Linked DNA regions of Homo sapiens: all the other regions are linked to region 2. A link is a loop called in an ENCODE intact Hi-C map of the cell type or tissue named here. Cell type or tissue: PC-3. All regions are shown on one strand. Each heading gives the region's core, and the rest is flanking DNA. Links, peaks and the distances in the headings are about the cores only.

The links. A loop is a pair of places that touch in the nucleus more often than their neighbours do. Peaks named below come from ENCODE experiments on the same cell type or tissue, not always from the same donor. Only the 100,000 strongest peaks of a DNase experiment are listed, where the experiment ranks them.
Region 1: it touches region 2 in a loop (13-fold over the local background); 4 of 110 quality-filtered maps call a loop at or near these places.
Region 3: it touches region 2 in a loop (14-fold over the local background); 51 of 110 quality-filtered maps call a loop at or near these places.

Annotation. Positions count from the first base shown.
Region 1 is chrX:4,265,463-4,271,892 of GRCh38, forward strand. No RefSeq gene overlaps it. Among named protein-coding and RNA genes, the nearest start is that of FAM239C, 330 kb to the left of the region's middle. In PC-3, for the core only: a CTCF peak has its summit at 3,405; no DNase peak of the experiment used is centred there.
Region 2 is chrX:4,543,513-4,549,942 of GRCh38, forward strand. No RefSeq gene overlaps it. Among named protein-coding and RNA genes, the nearest start is that of FAM239C, 610 kb to the left of the region's middle. RefSeq lists an enhancer at 2,231-3,430. In PC-3, for the core only: a CTCF peak has its summit at 3,909 (motif pointing right); DNase peaks (open chromatin) are centred at 2,864 and 3,919; H3K4me3 peaks cover 1,218 bases; H3K27ac peaks cover 1,454 bases.
Region 3 is chrX:5,109,976-5,116,405 of GRCh38, forward strand. No RefSeq gene overlaps it. Among named protein-coding and RNA genes, the nearest start is that of LINC03070, 610 kb to the right of the region's middle. In PC-3, for the core only: a CTCF peak has its summit at 3,367 (motif pointing left); no DNase peak of the experiment used is centred there.

The DNA of each region.
Region 1 (6,430 bases), core at 1,153-5,152, 280 kb before region 2:
GCCTGCTTAAAAAACATGCATCCACAATAAAGAGAAAAATATGGTCTGTAACTTTTAAGAGATTGATTTATACTCCACTTGGGTAGATGGTAGATATATATCAGAACACTGTACGGTTAAACCTCTCTTATTCATTTTGGATTTAAAAGCACATGATTTGTAAACAGACTTCTAGAATTTAATCTGATTTCTATCCACTTCTACCTACAAATCTGAGGAGTGAGAAGACTTTTTCTGGAGATGATGTTTATCAGACCATGATAAGGAGAGCAAATAGCTGTGATTAACCAAGGGCCAACAGTTAGCTCTGGGAAGAATGGTCTTGGACGTAACTATTCCAACCACAAATAATACTTGCTTCATTGTCATAATATTGGGATATTAATTTTCTCTTCTTTGAGCACGCTTTTTTTTTTTTTTTAGGCAGGCATCCCTTTTCCCCAAATTGATTCATTTTCTCTACACTGAAACATTCGTTGATGAATTACTTCCTGCCCCCGTGGTCTCACAATTCAAATTTCTGCGCTTTGGCCTATGATGAGAAGTAAGAGTTTTCACTTGTCCATCTGAGAAGCCACATCTCTTCTTGCCATTCTGATTTATGAAAATCCCCAACATGAAGAAGACTAAACTGGCTGGGAGACTTCTTACTACGTGCTGTTTATAAACTGAGGCTGCAGGCATTTGAGCATAAGGCCACTCTGTTCATTTTATTGAATTTATCGGACTTCCCGAGCTCCTACTTTTCATGGTGGAAGCCCAGTCGTCATATCGCAGGTGGAAGGAAAACATTTTATGGACAGGAATAATGACTTAAAATCTGAACCCAGTGACCTGCTTGACTCAAGACTGGAGGAAGGTCAGACACACTTTCTTCTTATTTAGCTTCTCTGATCAGCAAGGCTGACAGGTCACTTGTGAACTGTGGCTCTTACCTAGTTGTTACGGCCTGGCCACGTCAGGAGGTTATGGGGGAAGTTAACTATAATCAGCATCACTTGTCTTCGATAACCACTTAAGAGACTTTGAGTTTTACTTTCTGGTACACAGCCGGAAACTTAATTAGTCTTTTATTTGAAAACATTATAATAAAATTAAGCAATAAATGTGTCACAAATGACTTTGTAAGTTAAAAACTAAGAGGTTCTTGAAAACTTTATGAGAAGGAAGATGGACAAAAGTGGGAAATGCAGATATGTATCTGAATCCTTAAATGTAGGTGATGAGGGCAGAGTGATGAGGGCAGGTAGGTTTGAGTAAAATATAAGAGATTGTAATAATATAAGTATATTATAGTCAAATGTAATACTGCAAAATAGTATAACATAATACCATATATAATAATATAGTATAATATAATATAATGTAAATTCAACTATATTGTTAAAAGCTGATATCTTGGCAGGCAATTATCTAGGTACTAAAGGTAAAAGAATAAACTAGAAAGACAAAAATCTCATCGCACATCATTAGTATAATACATACTATATACTATCATTAGTATAATACATACAACATACTATATTATTATAATACAGTATATAGTACATATTTTATATAATATTATATAATTATATATTATTATTATATAATATATATAAATAATATAATAATATATAGTATAATGTAGCATAATATATAGTATATATAGCATATACTCTACCATATTATTATAGTATATGCTATATATACTATACTATATATACTATACTATGGCAAAACCCTGTCTTTACAAAAACTATATACTATATTGTAATATATATTATATATTATATATTATGCTATATATGCCATACAGTGTACATAGCATATACTACATAATATTTAGCAATAATATGATCACCTTTGTAATCCCAGCACTTTGGGAGGCAGAGGCTAGAGATAGATATACATTATATTATATATATATTATATATTATATAGTATATAGTATATATAATATAATAGCATATATGATATATAATATATTATATATTATATATAATATATAACATAATAGTATATATAATATATAAATTTATAAATAATATATTATTATTTAGTATATGCTATGTATACTATATTATAATAATATAGTATAATATATAGGCTTATAATAATATAGTATAATATATAGTATATTATAATAATATAGTATAATATATAGTATATTATAATAATATAGTATAATATATAGTATATTATAATAATATAGTATAATATATAGTATATTATAATAATATAGTATAATATATAGTATATTATAATAATATAGTATAATATATAGTATATTATAATAATATAGTATAATATATAGTATATTATAATAATATAGTATAATATATAGTATATTATAATAATATAGCATAATATATAGTATATTATAATAATATAGTATAATATAGTATAAATTTGGCTATATTGTTAAATGCTGATATTTTGACAGGCAATTATACAGGCACTAAAGATAAAAGAATAAAGTAAGAAGACAAAAATCTCATCACTCAACATTAACTTCTGGATTTCATAAGAAACAATAAAAGTAGATATATTAAATGATTGACTGCCATATGCTAGAAAGTGATAAATGCACAAAAGAGAAAAAGCAAAGAAGGATAAAAGGATTTTGAGTGCAGAAGAGCATAGAATTTTGTAATATGAAATAATGTCCTCTGCAATTCTTTATGTCTCTAGGAGATTTTTTGAATTGTTTGCTTGAAACGCGTTTGTTTGTGAGCAGTTCTTGTTGATGTTTGCATGTACTAGATCTGCACTATATACAAGAAATGCAGAGATGAACGGACATCTATACTTTTGGCTTTTACAGATGCACAGTGTATTTTAGCTGTTCTATTAGGAGACATCCTGCTACTTTTTTTTTTTTGAGTCAGGGTCTTGCTCTGTTGCTCAGGCTAGAGTGCAGTGTCATGATAGCTCACTGTACCCTCAAACTTCCAGGCTCAAGCAATCCTCCCACTTCAGCCTCCCAAGTAGCTGGGACTATAGATGCACACAACCATGCCCAGTTAATTTTTTATATATATAGATATATATATATTTTTTTTTGTAGAGATGGGAGCTCACTTTGTAGTCCAGGCTGGTCTCGAACTTCTGGCTTCAAGCAATTCTCTAGCCTCTGCTTCCCAAAGTGCTGGGATTGCAAGCATAAGCCACTGCGCCCAGCCCTCTGGCTGCTTTTAATGCTAATAATGATATACAAGAGAGCATTCCGGACAAGATGGCACAGCAGTATAAGCACTGACTTACTCCCCACCACCACACAAGACACAAAGCAAGACTAATAAAATGCAGAAGATTCCATTCCAGAAAAAATACACTCCAAAAAGAAAGAAAGAAAGGAAGAAAGGCATTTTAGAGAGTTGGTTGGATGCCCTGGGCTTTCTTGACTTTGGATCAGAAGACAGGTAGAGGGTGCTGGAGGTCTGTTGATGTCGTGGCTAAGTTCTAAATGTCTTTCAGGACAAATAGGGAAAAAAGCCAGGATGCAGTGTAAAACCAATATCTGTGATGAAAACGGTTCTCACAACCCTGAGAAAGGGGGCAAAAAATCAAAATAGAGTTTGATTTGAAAATAGCATGAAAACATTGTTTCATTCTAAGTGAAAGAAGCCAGACAGAAAAGGTCAGATATTACATGATTCCTTTTATAAAAACTCTCCAGAATAGGTAAATTCATACAGTCAGGAAGAGGTTTGGTGGTTGCCTGGATAATTGCCTGTCAAAATATCAGCATTAAACAATATAGTCAAATTTATATTATATCATATTATTATAATATAGTATACAGGGGCTGAGGGAGAGGTTATTGGGAAGTGGCTACTTAATGGGCTCAGGGTTTTCTTTTGGGGTGATAAAAATATTTTGGAACTAGACAGAGGTGATTGTGCAACATTGTAAATGTTCTAAATGTCACTGAACTATACACTTTAAAATATTTAATTTTATGACAGTGAGTTTCACCTCAAAAATAATTTTGAAAAAGGAGGCAAACACATCTTTTTTGAGCTGCACAGGTGCTACGATTTTAAGCATGACGTGATGCTACAGAGAGAGGAAAATCAAAAACCAGCTTCACAATGAGGACTCAAAGAAAAGTGTGCTGTGTGGAAGGCTGAAAGTGAGACACTGCAACTGCGATGTCATTACAAGACGTGGTTTTTGCTCTTTTTTATGGCTGTGTAGTATTCCATGGTGTATGTGCACCACATTTTCTTTATCCAATCCGCCTTTGATGGGCATCTAGGTTGATTCCATGTCTTTGCTATCCTGTCCTTTGCAGCACCATGGATGGAGCTGGAGGCCAGGGTGCGTCTCCATGTGCAGGTTTCTTAGACCCCTGAAACTGAAATAAAATTACAAAAAAAGACCTGGTTTTCGACCTGGAGTGGGTGGGCAGGGGCAACCACATTAGGCAAGCATGGAGATGGGGAATACAAATTGAGCTGTCCATGTTCTCACTTATAAGTGGGAGCTAAACATTGAGTACATATGGAAAAAAAGAGGGGAACAACAGATGCTGGGGACTAGTTGAGGGTGGAGGGAGGAAGAAGGGTAAGAATAAAAAAATGCCTATTGAGTACTATACTTATTACCTGGGTCATGAAATAATCTGTACATCAAGCCCCTGTGACACTCAATTTACCTATCTAAGAAATTCTTACCCTTCTTCCTCTCCTCAACTAGTCTGGCAACTTCACATGGGAAGTGGTTTGGGGCTCAGCTGAAGGAACATGAAAGAGGCTTTTATAGGATGAAGGCAGGAGCGGAGCATTAAAAAAAATGTGATTGGTTAAAGCTGAAGCATTGACCTTATTTGGACTATCTCTGTAGAAAGTTTGAGACAATATAACCAGTGCTCAGCTGGCCATTTATGACTGGCTGAGCTAAAGTTTTGTTTTCCTATAAATTAGCCACTTAGAGGAAATGAACAATTACAACAAATATATAAATCTACATCTGACAAATTATGAAAAGAAATGTCTAAATCCACGTCTGACCTAGAAAATTTCCAAATGAAGGATGAAAGCTTTTGGTTTGCTTCCATAGAACCTAGTGCATCAGAACCATTTCAGTTTAATAACCTCTCATTTAGCTGTTTTAATACTCCCCATCAACACAAAACAGTGAATAAGAAATGCAAAGTCTATAAATAAATATAATTCTAGGAATGACAGCATCAAAAATCAGTGTTGAGACCTAAAATAACTCAAGGCAAAGAGATCTTCTTATTAAAAATATTGAAGAAGTCCTTAAGTATATTTATAATAGTCAAAATAATAAAGACCAGCACTTTGGGAGGTGGAGGGGAGCAGATCACCTGAGGTCAGGAGTTCGAGGCCAGCCTGGCCAACACGGTGAAACCCCGTCTCTACTAAAAGTACAAAAATTAGTTGGGTGTGGTGGCAGATGCCTGCAATCCCAGGTACTCGGGAGGTTGAGGCATGAGAATTGCTTGAACCTGGGAGGTGGAGGTTGCAGTGAGCCGAGATTACACCACTGCACTCCAGCCTGGGTGACACAGCGAGACTCCATCTCAAAAAAATAAAAACAAAATAATAATAATAATAATAATAATAATAGAGAAATGTTATCCACTAAAAAGATATATATGAAATCAAAACTTGATTAAATTAAGCAGAACTGATGGTTATGGAAATTCTTGTGAAGTAAAAATGCAGTCATTTATATAAAACCATATATATATTCAAAACAAATTCTACATCAGATATAACTGAAGCAAAAACTAGTGAATTAGAAGATATTCCTAAGAAAGAGACTCAAGGGATACCACAAAAAAGACACAGAAGTTAAAATATGAAACAGTGAATTCAAGAAATGGTGAGGAAATTGAGTTTCCATGATCTATATAAATATTTGAAATTTCCAAAATGATGAAATGAATGTGACAAGGCAATGTTTAGAAATATAATTACTAATAATCTTCTAGAATTGAAGAAAGGTCCAAAATTCAGATTAAAAGTGAAATGAGTCAGGAACAAAGTTTAAACGCTGCATGTTCGCACTCATATGTGGAAGCTAAAAAAAGTTGCTCTCATAGAAGTGGAAAGTAGAAGAGATGATAGTGAGGCCAGGAGGGTAGGGGGACGAAGGGAATTGGGAGAGATTTGTTGAAGAATACAAAACTACATCCAGATAGGAGGAATAAGTTCTAGTGTTCTATACCACAGCAGGGTGACTATAGTTAACAATCATATATTATGTAGTTCCAAATAGTTACAAGGATGTTTTCAACACAAAGAATAATCAATAAATTTTGAGATGATGGATTTGCTAATTATCCTAGACTAATCACTAGACGTTGTATGTATCAAAACATCACTGTGTGCCCCAGAAACATGTACAATTATTATATGTCAATTTTTAAAAGTATTCAGCAGTTTTCAAATAGGTAAATTCACATGTAGAGATT
Region 2 (6,430 bases), core at 1,584-5,583:
CTAAGTTGGCACTAGAGTTGGGAAGTTTTAAGAGGTTTAGAAGCCTGGCCGTCAATACCCACAGCAGTTATGGAGGCAAGGGAAACAGGCCCTTGAAAAGTAGGTAATGTGGAGTGGGGAGCCTCCATATTGATTAAGAAGGGGACGGACTTACCCTCCACTGTGAGAGTTACCTAAAGCTCAGTGTCTGTGATGGTCTACAGGGCTTCCGAGGTGATTGGGCAGCGTCAGTCTTCAGCCGCTAAGCCGAGAAGATCTGGGAAGGAGTCAGTCAGAGAGCCTTGGGCCAGAGTTCCAGGGTCTCTGGGAGTCGCTGCCAGGTGAGTTGAACAGTCTGATTTCCAATGGGGTCCCGCACAGATGGGACACGGCTTAGGAGGAATCCTGGGCTGCAGGCATTTCTTGGCTTGGTGGCCAGATTTCTGGCACTTGTAGCAAGCTCCTGTGGGAGGAGGTTCTGGAGGAACGCCTGGCTGCTGCGGTTCAGGTGTTTGGAAGTTCTTGTTTGCTGGAGATGTGGCTGGGGTTTGTCTCACAGTGGAGGCAAGGAATTGCAACTTTTTTTTTTTTATTATTGTACACCTTGAAGGCGAGGTTAATTAAATCCTGTTGTGGAGTTTGAGGGCCGGAATTTAATTTTTGGAGTTTTATTTAATATCGGGAGCAGATTGGGTAATAAAATGTATATTGAGAATAAGACGGCCTTTTGACCTTTTAGGGTCTAGGGCTGTAAAGCGTCTCAGGGTTGCTGCCGAACGAGCCATGAACTGGGCTGGGTTTTTATATTTGATGAAAAAGAGCCTAAACGCTTCTGATTTGGGATAAAGAAAAAGGAGCATTAACCTTGACTATGTCTTTAGCTCCAGCCACCTTTTTAAGAGTAAATTGCTGGGCAGGTGGGGGAGGGCTAGTCACGGAACGAAACTGTAAGCCGGACCAGGTGTGAGGAGGGGAGGTGATAAAAAGATTACAGGGTGGAGGAGTGGAGCCTGAGGAAGAATTGGGACCTAGCTTGGCGTGGAGAGGAGGGGAGAGGTCAGATGGGTTTGTAGAAAAGGAAGATTAGACACACTCAGCAACGCCTGGGGTTGGGACTGAGGGGACAGGTGGGAGGGAAAGAAGGAAGATTTGGGACGAGTTGCACTGGGCACAGAGACTAGGAAGGGACGGATGTGTAAAAGAATGCCTGGACATCAGGCACCTCAGACCATTTGCCCATTTTTTGACAAAAATTATTTAGGTCTTGTAGGATGGAGAAATCGAAAGTGCCATTTTCTGGCCATTTAGAGCCATTGTCAAGTTTGTATTGGGGCCAAGCGGTGTTGCAGAAGAAAATGAGGCATTTAGGTTTTAGGTCAGGTGTGAGTTGAAGAGGTTTTAAGTTCTTGAGCACACAGGCTAAGGGAGAAGGAGGAATGGAGGATGGAAGGTTGCCCATAGTGAAGGAAGCAAACCCAGAGAAAAGAGAGCGTAAAGACACGGAGGGAAGGGGTTTGGGGTTTCTTGCCCCCTAGAAAAGTGGGACTTGCTGCTAAGGGTGAAGGAGAAGGGGTTAAGGGGTACTTGCCCCTGCCCCAGGAAAGCAGGACTTGCCACTAAGGGTGAAGGAGAAGGGGTTGGGGGGTACTTGCCCCTGCCCCCTAGAAAAGCGGGACTTACCGCTAAGGGTGAAGGAGAAGGGGTTGAGGGGTACTTGCCCCTGCCCCAGAAAAGCAGAGAAGGGGTAGAGACAAGGAGAGAAGGGGTTGGGGTACTTGCCCTGTCCCCAGAAAAGCAGAGAAGGAGTAGAGACACGGAGAGAAGGGGTTGGGGTACTTGCCCTGTCCCCGGAAAAGCAGAGAAGGGGTAGAGACACGGAGAGAAGGGGTTGGGGTACTTGCCCCTTCCCCAGAAAAGCGGGACTTGCTGCTAAGGGTGAAGGACCAAGGCAGTTGTCCCTGCGTGGTCTGACACCCTTGAAACGTGGGTGTATAATCAGAGAGGCATCCCTGCAATGATTAAACACCAAGGGAAGGCTGCCTTCCCAGTCTGTGACCAGCGCCGGAGTTTTGGGTCCACGGATAAAACGTGTCTCTTTTGTCTCTACCAGAAAATGAAAGGAATTGAAATTAAGAGAAGGGAGAGATTGAAGTGTAGTGCCAAGATTGAAAGGAGAAAGTGGTTGAGGGATAGTGAGGGAAGTTGGAGAAGAGAGTAAAAAGAGGCTGCTTACCAGATTTGAAATTGGTGAGATGTTTCTTGGGCTCGTCGGTCTGAGGACCTGAGGTCGTAGGTGGATCTTTCTCAGGGAGCAAAGAGCAGGAGGACGGAGGATTGATCTCCCAAGGGAGGTCCCCCGATCCGAGTCATGGCACCAAATTTCATGTGCGTCCATGTGAAGAGACCACCAAACAGGCTTTGTGTGAGCAACATGGCTGTTTATTTCACCTGGGTGCAGGCGGGCTGAGTCCGAAAAGAGAGTCAGCAAAGGGAGATAGGGGTGGGGCCGTTTTATAGGATTTGGGAAGGTAATGGAAAATTACAGTCAAAGGGGGTTGTTCTCTGGTGGGCAGGGGTGGATCTCACAAAGTACATTCTCAAGGGTGGGGAGAATTACAAAGGACCTTCTTAAGGGTGGGGGAGATTACAAAGTACATTGATCAGTTAGGGTGGGGCAGGAACAAATCACAATGGTGGAATGTCATCAGTTAAGGTGGGGCAGGGCATATTCACTTCTTTTGTGATTCTTCAGTTACTTCAGGCCATCTGGGCGTATACATGCAAGTCACAGGGGATGCGATGGCTTGGCTTGGGCTCAGAGGCCTGACAATGACCTGCTCTGTATGTCCTCATGTAACATTATTGCCAACGAAATAGATGCTCTGAAATACAACTACTAACTTAAACTAACTCTGAAATGTTTCATCTCTGCTCTGATTCATGCCATAATTATTTTCAAACAGAGAGATAAGCAGAACTCCGAACTGTTAAATCCCTTAGAAAGCCCACAGCCCAGTGCACCCTTAAAGAAAGGGAAATAGAGCCGGGTACAGAGGCTCATGCCTGTAATCCCAGCACTTTGAGAGGCCGAGGCGGGAGGATCACGAGATCAAGAGATCGAGACCATTCTGGCCAACATGGTGAAACCCCCGTCTCTGCTGAAAATACAACAATTAGCTGGGTGTGGTGGCACGTGCCTGCAGTCCCAGCTACTTGGGAGGCTGAGGCAGGAGAATCGCTGGAATCCAGGAGGCAGAGGAGGTAGCAGTGAGCCGAGATCGCGCCACTGCACTCCAGCCTGGCGACAGAGCGAGACTCCGTCAAAAAAAAAAAAGGGAAATAGGATCTGATGAAAGTGTGTATTGGCCCCACATCAAGCAGCTATAATTCACAGAAGTAATGCTAGAAATGTTGCTGCCTGGCTTTTAGCCCAGCGAGGTTTCCAAACCTCTCTTTAATTACAACAGACCTACCTCAACATTCGGCCATGTAATCTGTAGCTCAAATGTCAACATCATTCTCAGCTAAGCCATGCAGTAGAGAAAGGCTCAATTATGTTTCTAAGCTTGGCTGCACCTTAGAATCACTTGGAAGCTTTGGAGAAAGAAATGCCTCTGAGTCCCACTATCAGAGACTTACTTAAGTGTTTTGAAATGCACCTGCGGAAATGTGAAATTTTAAAGGTTTCAGGTGATGCTAATATGCAGGTAAGTCCAAGAACTCTACGTATTCCTAGAAATGTGCGTTCCGTGGTCACCCATGATGCTTTTCGCATGGGCTATCACTATTTTTATGCGTGCATCGAGCATGATACTTTATGTAAGCGCGGGACATGTTAATATGCATTGTAAAAAGTTGCCTTGCTAATGTTCAATGCACATTTGCATAACCTCTTAGTGCCATCTTCATGGGGCATGCCATATCAGACAATGGCCAGCAGGTGGCGATGTTGATTTGAGTTGCTGAGAAGTGAAATTTTCCTTAAAAATCTGGCATCTTCAAGTGACCCCCTCAAGGGCTTTGCTTTGTTTTAACTACACCTGCCAACACCTGGAGAGGGTCAATTGTGCATAATGAGCGTTCATATGGAGGTGCCGAAACCACAACTTTGTCATGGTATTTGTTCAAACCATGCAAATGCTTCAATCATCTCTATTTGTTCAATGTTTAGGGTGCCATGAAAACATAAATATCTAAATGCAGTCTTTCCAGACAGATATTTGGTGATGGGCATTGATTCCAGAAAAGGGGCATTCTCCGAAAAGATGCTGAGGAGGAGAGCAAATATAGCTTTTGTGAAGAAATGTTTACCCGGGTGGGACAAAGAGAAGCACAATTGAGGCTGGAAGTTGAATCCAGCTGAAAAGAGATGCATTTAGCCTAATTAAGTTAATGGACCCTTCACTGAATTGAACAGAATTTTTAGTTCCTGTACATTAAAAAAATGGAACACCACCAAAAAAAAAAAAAAAAGATGGGAGAAAAGAATTAGATTTTCACCCATCAGAGATGAATTTGAAATGCTAATATGACCAGGTTAGAACTAGGAAAAAGACATAACTGGGAATATTTTTGGAGCATTCACTTAGTTCCCAGATTCAGTGAAGTGGTTATAGACAGCATTGTAAATCGTATTGGCTGGATTTTTCTTCCACACATAACAGTACAGGCATTAGACTATTAATTAAGTAACTCGTTCATTCATTGAAGCTAGATCGAGCACCTACTGTGTGGTAAAGACTGCATACTGTGTAGCCCTATGGAGACTAAAGGAGATTACTTTCAGTTCTTTCTGTAAGTTGTTCTTCCACCTCCGGTGCTAGATCTAAGGTCACCTACCCATCAGCTTGGTCTCTATCCCCTTCTCCATGTTAATAAATATTCCTGACATATAATAAATTTATGGACAGAAACTACAACTTCACTCAGACTAATTATTTTAAAGGATATGTCTATCTTTAAAAAACGCATTTGAACATTTTACTGAAAGCCAGCAATTTAAACTTAGTGTTTAAACAGATCAACTTGAAGCCCTTCTTTACAAAATAAAAAGTTTAGCCTTCTAGCTTAAACTTAGGATGTAGAAAGCTTGTAAGAAGATCATCGCTCCAACAATCACGGCAAAATCAAGGACACATCATAAACTAAATCTAAAGTTTCTTGAATCTGTCAGAAAACTCCAGTTTTAGGGTATGGTGGGTAATATTAGGTGTCAACTATTGAGGGACGCCTAGACAGCTGATAAAGTATTGTTTCTGGGTGTGTCTGTGAGGGTGTTGCCAGAGGAGATTGACATTGAGTCGGTGGGGTGGGAGAGGAAGACCCACCCTCAGTGTGGATGGGCACCATCTAATTGGCTACCAGTGTGGCTAAAGCAAAGCAGATGGTTAGAAGGTGGGAGAAGCTGGCTTGCTGGGTCTTCTGGCTTTCATCTCTCTCCCATGTTGGATGCTTCACTCTGTTCCTCCTGCCCTTGGACATGAGACTCCAGGTTCTTTGGCTTTTGGACTCTTATTTATTTATTATTTATTATTTATTATTATTATTATTATTATTTGAGATAGGGTCTCACTCCATCGCCCAGGCTGGAGTGCAGTGGTGTGATCTTGGCTCACTACAACCTCTGCCTTCTGGGTTCAAGCAATTCTCCTGACTCAGCCTCCCAAGTAACTGGGATTACAGGCACCCACCACTACACCAGACTAATTTTTGTATTTTTAATAGAGACAGGGTTTCATCATGTTGGCCAGGCTGGTCTTGAACTCTGGGCTCTGACCTCAAGCAATCCACCTGCCTTGGCCTCCCAAAGTGCTGGGATTACAGGTGTAAGCCACCGTGCCTGGCTGGTTTTTGGACTCTTGTACTTACACCAGTGGTTTGCCGGGGGCTCTTGGGCCTTTGGCCACAGACTGAAGGCTGAACTGTCAGTTTCTCTGCTTTTGAAGCTGTTGGACTTGGAATAAGCCACTACCAGTTTCTGTCTTTCCCAGCTTGCAGATGGCCTATGGTGGGGTGTCACCTTGTGATGGTGTGAGCCAATTCTCCCTAATAAACTCCCTTTCATATAGACATAGAACCTATTAGTTCTTTCCCTCTGGGGAACCCTGACGAATATATAGTGCAAACAATCAGGCTGAAATACAAGGAAAGGCAGGCGTTTCTAAGGTGAGATGGGATGTGTGTACATCTTACCTTGAACAGACACAGAAAACACACAAATGGATAAGACACATGTGGAGAAAGTCTTAAAGGGCTTGCTGAGGCTGACAGTGGACTAGCATAAAGTTGTAGGACCTCTGGGAGATGCAGCCACAAGAGGAATTTGCAGCTGTCACCGAGTCTTCACAAACTTTACCTGTTACCTACTAGGAAGACTGGGGACAAGTTGAGGGAACTGAAAAAGCCCCCAAGATGATGTCTTGGGAGAGTTGAACAGTAGTGGCAGAGACTC
Region 3 (6,430 bases), core at 1,153-5,152, 570 kb after region 2:
GATGAATATTTTATTATGCTAAATAAAATAAGAGAACAAATATTGCATGATCCCACTCACATAAAATATCTAGAATAGCCCTAATCATAGAGAGAAAATATAGGATAATGGTGACCAGGGTCTGGGGAGAGGGCAAATGGGGGAGTCATTGCTTAATAGCTGCAGCGTTTCTCTTTGGGGTAATGAAAGTGGTTTGAAAACAGTCTTGATGGTTGAGCAGCATTGTGAATGTAATTATTACCACTGAATTGTACACTTAAAATGGTTAAAAGAGCAAATTTAGGGTATACGTATATCTAGCACAATAAAATGTATAATTATCCTTAGCAATAAACAATCTTAGTGAGATCACATTTTCCCAGTTGTTCATGCATTATCATCTAGGTTCCACATTTTAAAATTTTGTTGCTTAAAACAAAGAAATATTTCTTTGTAATTTTTCTAATATAAGTGACTTAGGCTTTTATTTATTCCACTTATTTTTGTGACTGGTCCATCTCACAGCTACAATGCATCTTAAAACATCATCGTTTAATCTGACATGTCAGCTTTCTTAAAAATATTTTTAATATTTTATCGTTCCTCTTTTAAGAGATGTGTATTATTTTGGACATCGTTACGAAAAGTAATTTCTGCATATTTCTGACAGCAGGCCATTTAATGTCACATTCTTCTTTTTGTCTGTCTTATCACTTGAGCACAATAGATCAGGATTCTAGTCTGTGGATATTTCGAGATGAAGAGAAAATATCATTTCTAAGGAAAGATAAAATTTTAACACCATAAATATTTTCATCACAATACCATCTTTTTGCATTCACCTACATTGTGATTAATGTAGAACATACCTGATTATAAAAACACATTTATTAAATTCAAATAATAACTACCTTCCTTTCACGTAAGGATTATACTTTAGAATTTAATATTCTTAACTATACTACTGATACATTCTAAATGCAAAAGACAAAATATAAAAAGTGAAATTCAATACAATTGCAGATGCCTTTTAATATTAGCGTAATAATCTTATATGTTCATTTCCATTATTTGAGCAAGAGTTTTGTTTTTCTCTTATTTATTTCCTAATTAAAGAAGAAACACTAGATTGCTACAAAATTTTTAAGGAATGAATGGATATCGAGAATTGTTTAAATAATGTATTTACAGTATCTCCTCTAAATAATACATTGGGATTATTTGGACCTTGTATTACTCTTAGGGCTACTGTAACAAAGGACGACCGACTAAGCAGCTTAAACAACAGACATTTATCCTCCTGGAGTTCTGGAGGCTGAAAGTCCGAGATCAAGGTGTGGGCAGGGCTGGTTCCTCCTGAGGCCTGTCTCATTATCTTGTAGACACTGTCTTCTCCCCGTGTCTTCACAGGGTCGTCCCTCTGTGTGGGTCTGTGTCCTCATCTCCTCTTCTTATGAGGTGTCTTAGGTCCATTTCAGGCTGCTATAATAGAACACATAGACTGGGTGGCTTATAAACAACAGACATTGATTCTCTCACAGCCCTGGAGGCTGGAAGACTGAGATCAAGGTGTGGGCAGGGCTGGTTACTCCTGAGGCCTCTCTCCTGGGCTTGTAGATGCCGTCTTCTCCCTGAGTCCTCACCTGTTTGTACCTCTGTGTGTGTCTGTAACCTCATCTCCTCTTCTTACAAGGACACCAGTGCTACTGGATCAGAGCTCACCTTAGTGATCTCCCTGTACCTTAATCACCTCTTTAAAGACCCTGTCTTCAGCGTGACCAACATGGAGAAACCCCGTCTCTACTAAAAATACAAAATTAGCTGGGCATGGTGGTGAGTGCCTGTAATCCCAGTTACTTGGGAGGCTGAGGCAGGAGAATCGCTTGAATCCAGGAGGTTGTTGCTGTGAGCCGAGATTGCGCCATTGCACTCCAGCCTGGGCAACAAGAGTGAAACTCTGTCTCAAAAAATCAAAAAACAAAAAACCCTGTCTTTAAAAATAGTCACATTCTGAGGTCCTAGGGGTTAAAGCTTGGACATACAAATTTTGAGGGGATAGGCAGAATTCAGAGCATAACAAAGAAAAATTCACACATTATAAATAATTTGTAGAATGACAGGATTATAATATGATCTTTTTGACTTGATTTGCAGGGATGTCACAGAGACACATAAGCTTGTGTATGCACATACACACTCACACACATACATATAATTTGTGCACATGCACACACACATCCATATCATCCATGCAGTGCTACAAAATTTTGCTTTTTCATTTTCATATACAAGAAGCAAAGGATATTCATGTTCAGCAATTTTTGACAGACAGTCTGTCCCATGCTGTTGTGCACTTTAAAAGCACACACAGAAAGAGCAATTTGAGGTTCTCAGATGCTTGACCCACTTCTACTCACTAGGATGGACTCATCTGTAGATGTTGCAGAACTGTGGTGCATAGCGGTGCATGAGCACACCACTCAAATCCCTTATCTCCACTCTCCGAGCCCGTGTGCTCATGACATCATACTTGGTGCATTTCACAAACCACTTCCAAAGTATTTCCCTAATCCAGGTGTCCAAGAAATATGTGCTGGGCCCTTCTGCAGTTCTGTGCCACGCACTGTGTTGTAGCTCAGTGATTTACTGACTTAAAATTTTAAATAAAACCACCATCTTCATAGCTAAAGCCAAGTTATTTATCACTATTTTCTAGTGAACTTTAACATAGAACATGTTCTAGAGTTTCCTCAGCTTAGCAACCATCGCTTGTTTTTATACAAATTCAAAAGCAGACACTAAATCGGTGAACAGTGGGAAAACACGTTTCTTTTGCAACATATTGATTTCGACATCAACAAAATAAAATAAACAAAAACATCTATTAAGTCACAGGGAATTGGATCCACACGTTTTATCTCTGCCCACTTCAACCACACAAAATGTCTATCCATCATCTATCTATCTAGCATTTTTGTTTTATTTTATTTTTTAAGGAAAAGAGGTGCACATTTTATTTTACTTATTTATTTTTCTTTTAACTTTCATTTTAGGTTCAGGGGTCTATGTGCATGTTTGTTTTATAGGGAAACTCTGGGGCCTACTTGAGATTGGAGGGTGGGAGAAAGGAAATATCTAGCATTTTTCTGTCTATTAAGTTTATTTTACCAAGTCCCAACAATTATCAGGATTTTGCCAGTTTTATTCCATCTTTTCCATCTGTTTCCGTTTCCCGCAAGCTAACTCCCCAAGTATATTAAGGTAATATATGTATTTAATATTACATCTGAGACACAACATCACTTCACCTGTGTATAATGCACAGCGAATCTGCAATAGATAGAAGGTGATGTTGTTGTCTTTTGAACAACATTGCCATCTACAGGCAGGGTCAATATACACTATATAAGACAGAAAAATCATCCCCCAAATCAGAATTATAAGCGTGTTATTTAAGCATTTAATAATCACTATCACATCATTGCACGCTGCTTACTCAAACCTGTGAAGCAGCAAAAATGGTCTATAATTGTCTATAATTAAATGACCAAGTCAAGGACGTTCCTGCTCTGGGTGATTCTCTGCTTCCTAGATTGGCAGAGCCATTAAATACATTGGACAAATTGAGGGTGCAAAAAAGCTGTACACTGCTCCCGAAACATGCAAAAATGGGATGCTGTCCAAACACAGCGATTTGAACCTGGTTTTTCTTTGTTTATCTTTTTTTTTCTTTTTTCTTCTTTCTTTTTTTTTTTTGCTAAAGCATTCATTTTCTTTTGTTAAGTACGTTATTAAAATGTTTTTAAAATAGGCACTGGTATCTTTTGTGGTGGACCTCGATTACTCAAACTATTACATACAAATACATTGCATTTACATTTGAGGTTTAAATGTATTATTAAAGGAATTTGTGGACCAGCAATTTGGGATCATTTGGGAAAATTTATCATAACAACTCTAGATAAATGAGTTGGAAACCGTAGAGATGCAGTTTCTCTGCCTGGGATGTGCAAAGAACAGATGTCTGTAATTCCTGCAATTTTACTAATAATTTGGTGATTTGTATGTTTTTGACTTCTATATCCTAGATGAAGAGACAATTGCAATAATCATGCCTAATGGTGAGGAGGAAAATTATCAACGGTGGTTACTTTTCATTCTCTCTTTAAAGTTTTGTTGTTGCTGTTGTTCGCTTGTTTGTTTGTTTTGAGACGGTCTTGCTCTGTGGCCCAGGCTGGAGTGCAATGGCACGATCTCAGCTCACTGTAGCCTCTACTTCCTGGGTTCAAGTGATTCTCCTGCCTCAGCCTCCTGAGTAGCTGGGATTATAGGCACACACCACTACACCTGGCTAAGTTTTTTGTGTTTTTTAGTAGAGACAAGGTTTCACCATGTTGGCCAGGCTAGTCTCCAGCTCCTGACCCCTGGTGATACACCCACCTGGGCCGCCCAAAGTGCTGAGATTACAGGCATGAGCCACCGTGCTGAGCCTTCTCTGCAAAGTTTTAAAGTAAAACGTGGGAATGATGAACAATTTTTTAAAACAGCGTAAGTTGCAGGATACTACAATAGATGTAATCAGAATCTATGTCATTGAGTTTTCTGTGGTAATTAAATAAACAAAAAGTATGTGCAAGGCATGTATTTCTGATATCAAACCCAATATGAATACTATGCAGCCATACAAAAGAACAAGATCATGTTCTTCGCAGGAGTGTGCCTGGACCTGGAGGCCATTATCCTTATGCAGCCATAAAAAAGAAGGAGATCATATCCTTTGTAGGAACATGAATGGAGCCTGTAAACCATTATCCTTAGCAAAGTAACACAGGAACAGAAAACCAAATTCTGCATGTTCTCACTTATAAGTGGGAGCTACATAATGAGAACACATGGACACATAGAGTGGAACAACAGACATTGGGGCCTATTGGAGGGTGGAGGGTGGGAGGAGGGAGAGGATTAGGAAAAACAACTAATGTGTACTAAGCTTAATACCTGGGTGATGAAATAATCTGTATAAAAAACCCCCATAACACAAGTTTACCTGTGTAACAAACCTGCACATGCACCCCTGAACTTCAAAGTTAAACAAAAAGTACTATATTGTTAATGAGAATGCAGGTATTTCCTATTTCCCAAATCCTGTTTCGTGAAAAATATGTTAAATATTACATGATATTGAGATTAATTTGCCAGTGGTAATACAGCAATGTTTTAAAAGTTTTTACAGGAAAGTCTCCATTTGTAACTCACTCATTGGTGTTTAGAAGGTCATTCCCACTGAAAAGCCCACCTCTGGACCTGTCCTAATCTTGCTGGCATAGAGGTTAAATTGGGAAATAGAAAGTACCCAGATATTTCTTTCTCTATTGTGGAATTTGGAATGGGTTGGTTACAGAATTGAAAGTAAATTGAAAACTAGCACATGGAAAGTTTATTAAAGCATTTGACAATGAACAATAGAAGTTTGAAATGGGGAGTCTGGGAGCAGATAGAGAAGGATGGAAAGATGGGAGGATGGGCCTGGATGGGCCTTCTCTACTTGTTAGAAAAGATTTGTGTTCAATTATATTATTTTGGTAATAATGCTAAAAGTGGGTATGATCTGGGGAAAGATATGGAAACAGGCAAACAGGATGAAGGAGAAAATATTACTACCAACATCATAAAAATAAGTGAAGTCTGCTGTTGAGCTTTATTTACTAAAAGTTACTAAAATAGGAAAAAACTTAAAAATAAAATTTATATTGTACGTTTTCTTTCTTTTTTTTAACTTTTAGGTTCACGGGTACATGTGGAGGTTTGTTACACAGGTAAAAGTGTGTCATGGGGTTTGTTGTACAGATTATTTCATCAGCCAGGTATCACCCTAGTACCCATTAATATCCTGAGCCTCTCCCTCCTCAACCTTCCACCCTCCGATGGCCCCAGTGTGTGTTGTTCACCCCCATGTGTCCATGTGTTCTCATCATTCAGCTCCCACTTAAAAGTGACAACAGGCAGCATTTGGTTTTCTGTTCCTGTGTTAGTTTGCTAAGGATAATGGCCTTCCGCTCCATCCATGTTTCTGCAAAGGATATGATCTCATTCTTTTTTATGGCTGCATAGTGTTCCATGGTGTGTGTATGTGTGTGTGTGTGTGTGTGTGTGTGTGTGTGTATATGTTTTCAGTATGCATCTTCATGCAGATCTTTCAAAGAAACTGATTTCACAGACCACCATCAATGGTGGCCACTGGAGATCAATACTGGCCAAACTTTGGAAATAAAATAGTAATGGAACTTAGAACCTAGCTATATATGAGTTTGCTAGGGCTGCCATAACAAAGTCCCACAGACTGTGCAGCCTAAACTCTCTGTCTCTATATATACATAGTACGTTTTCACCAGTGGTATATCTAACCCATGGTGTTTGATAAAAATGTTGGCATTTCACCAATTGTTTGGCA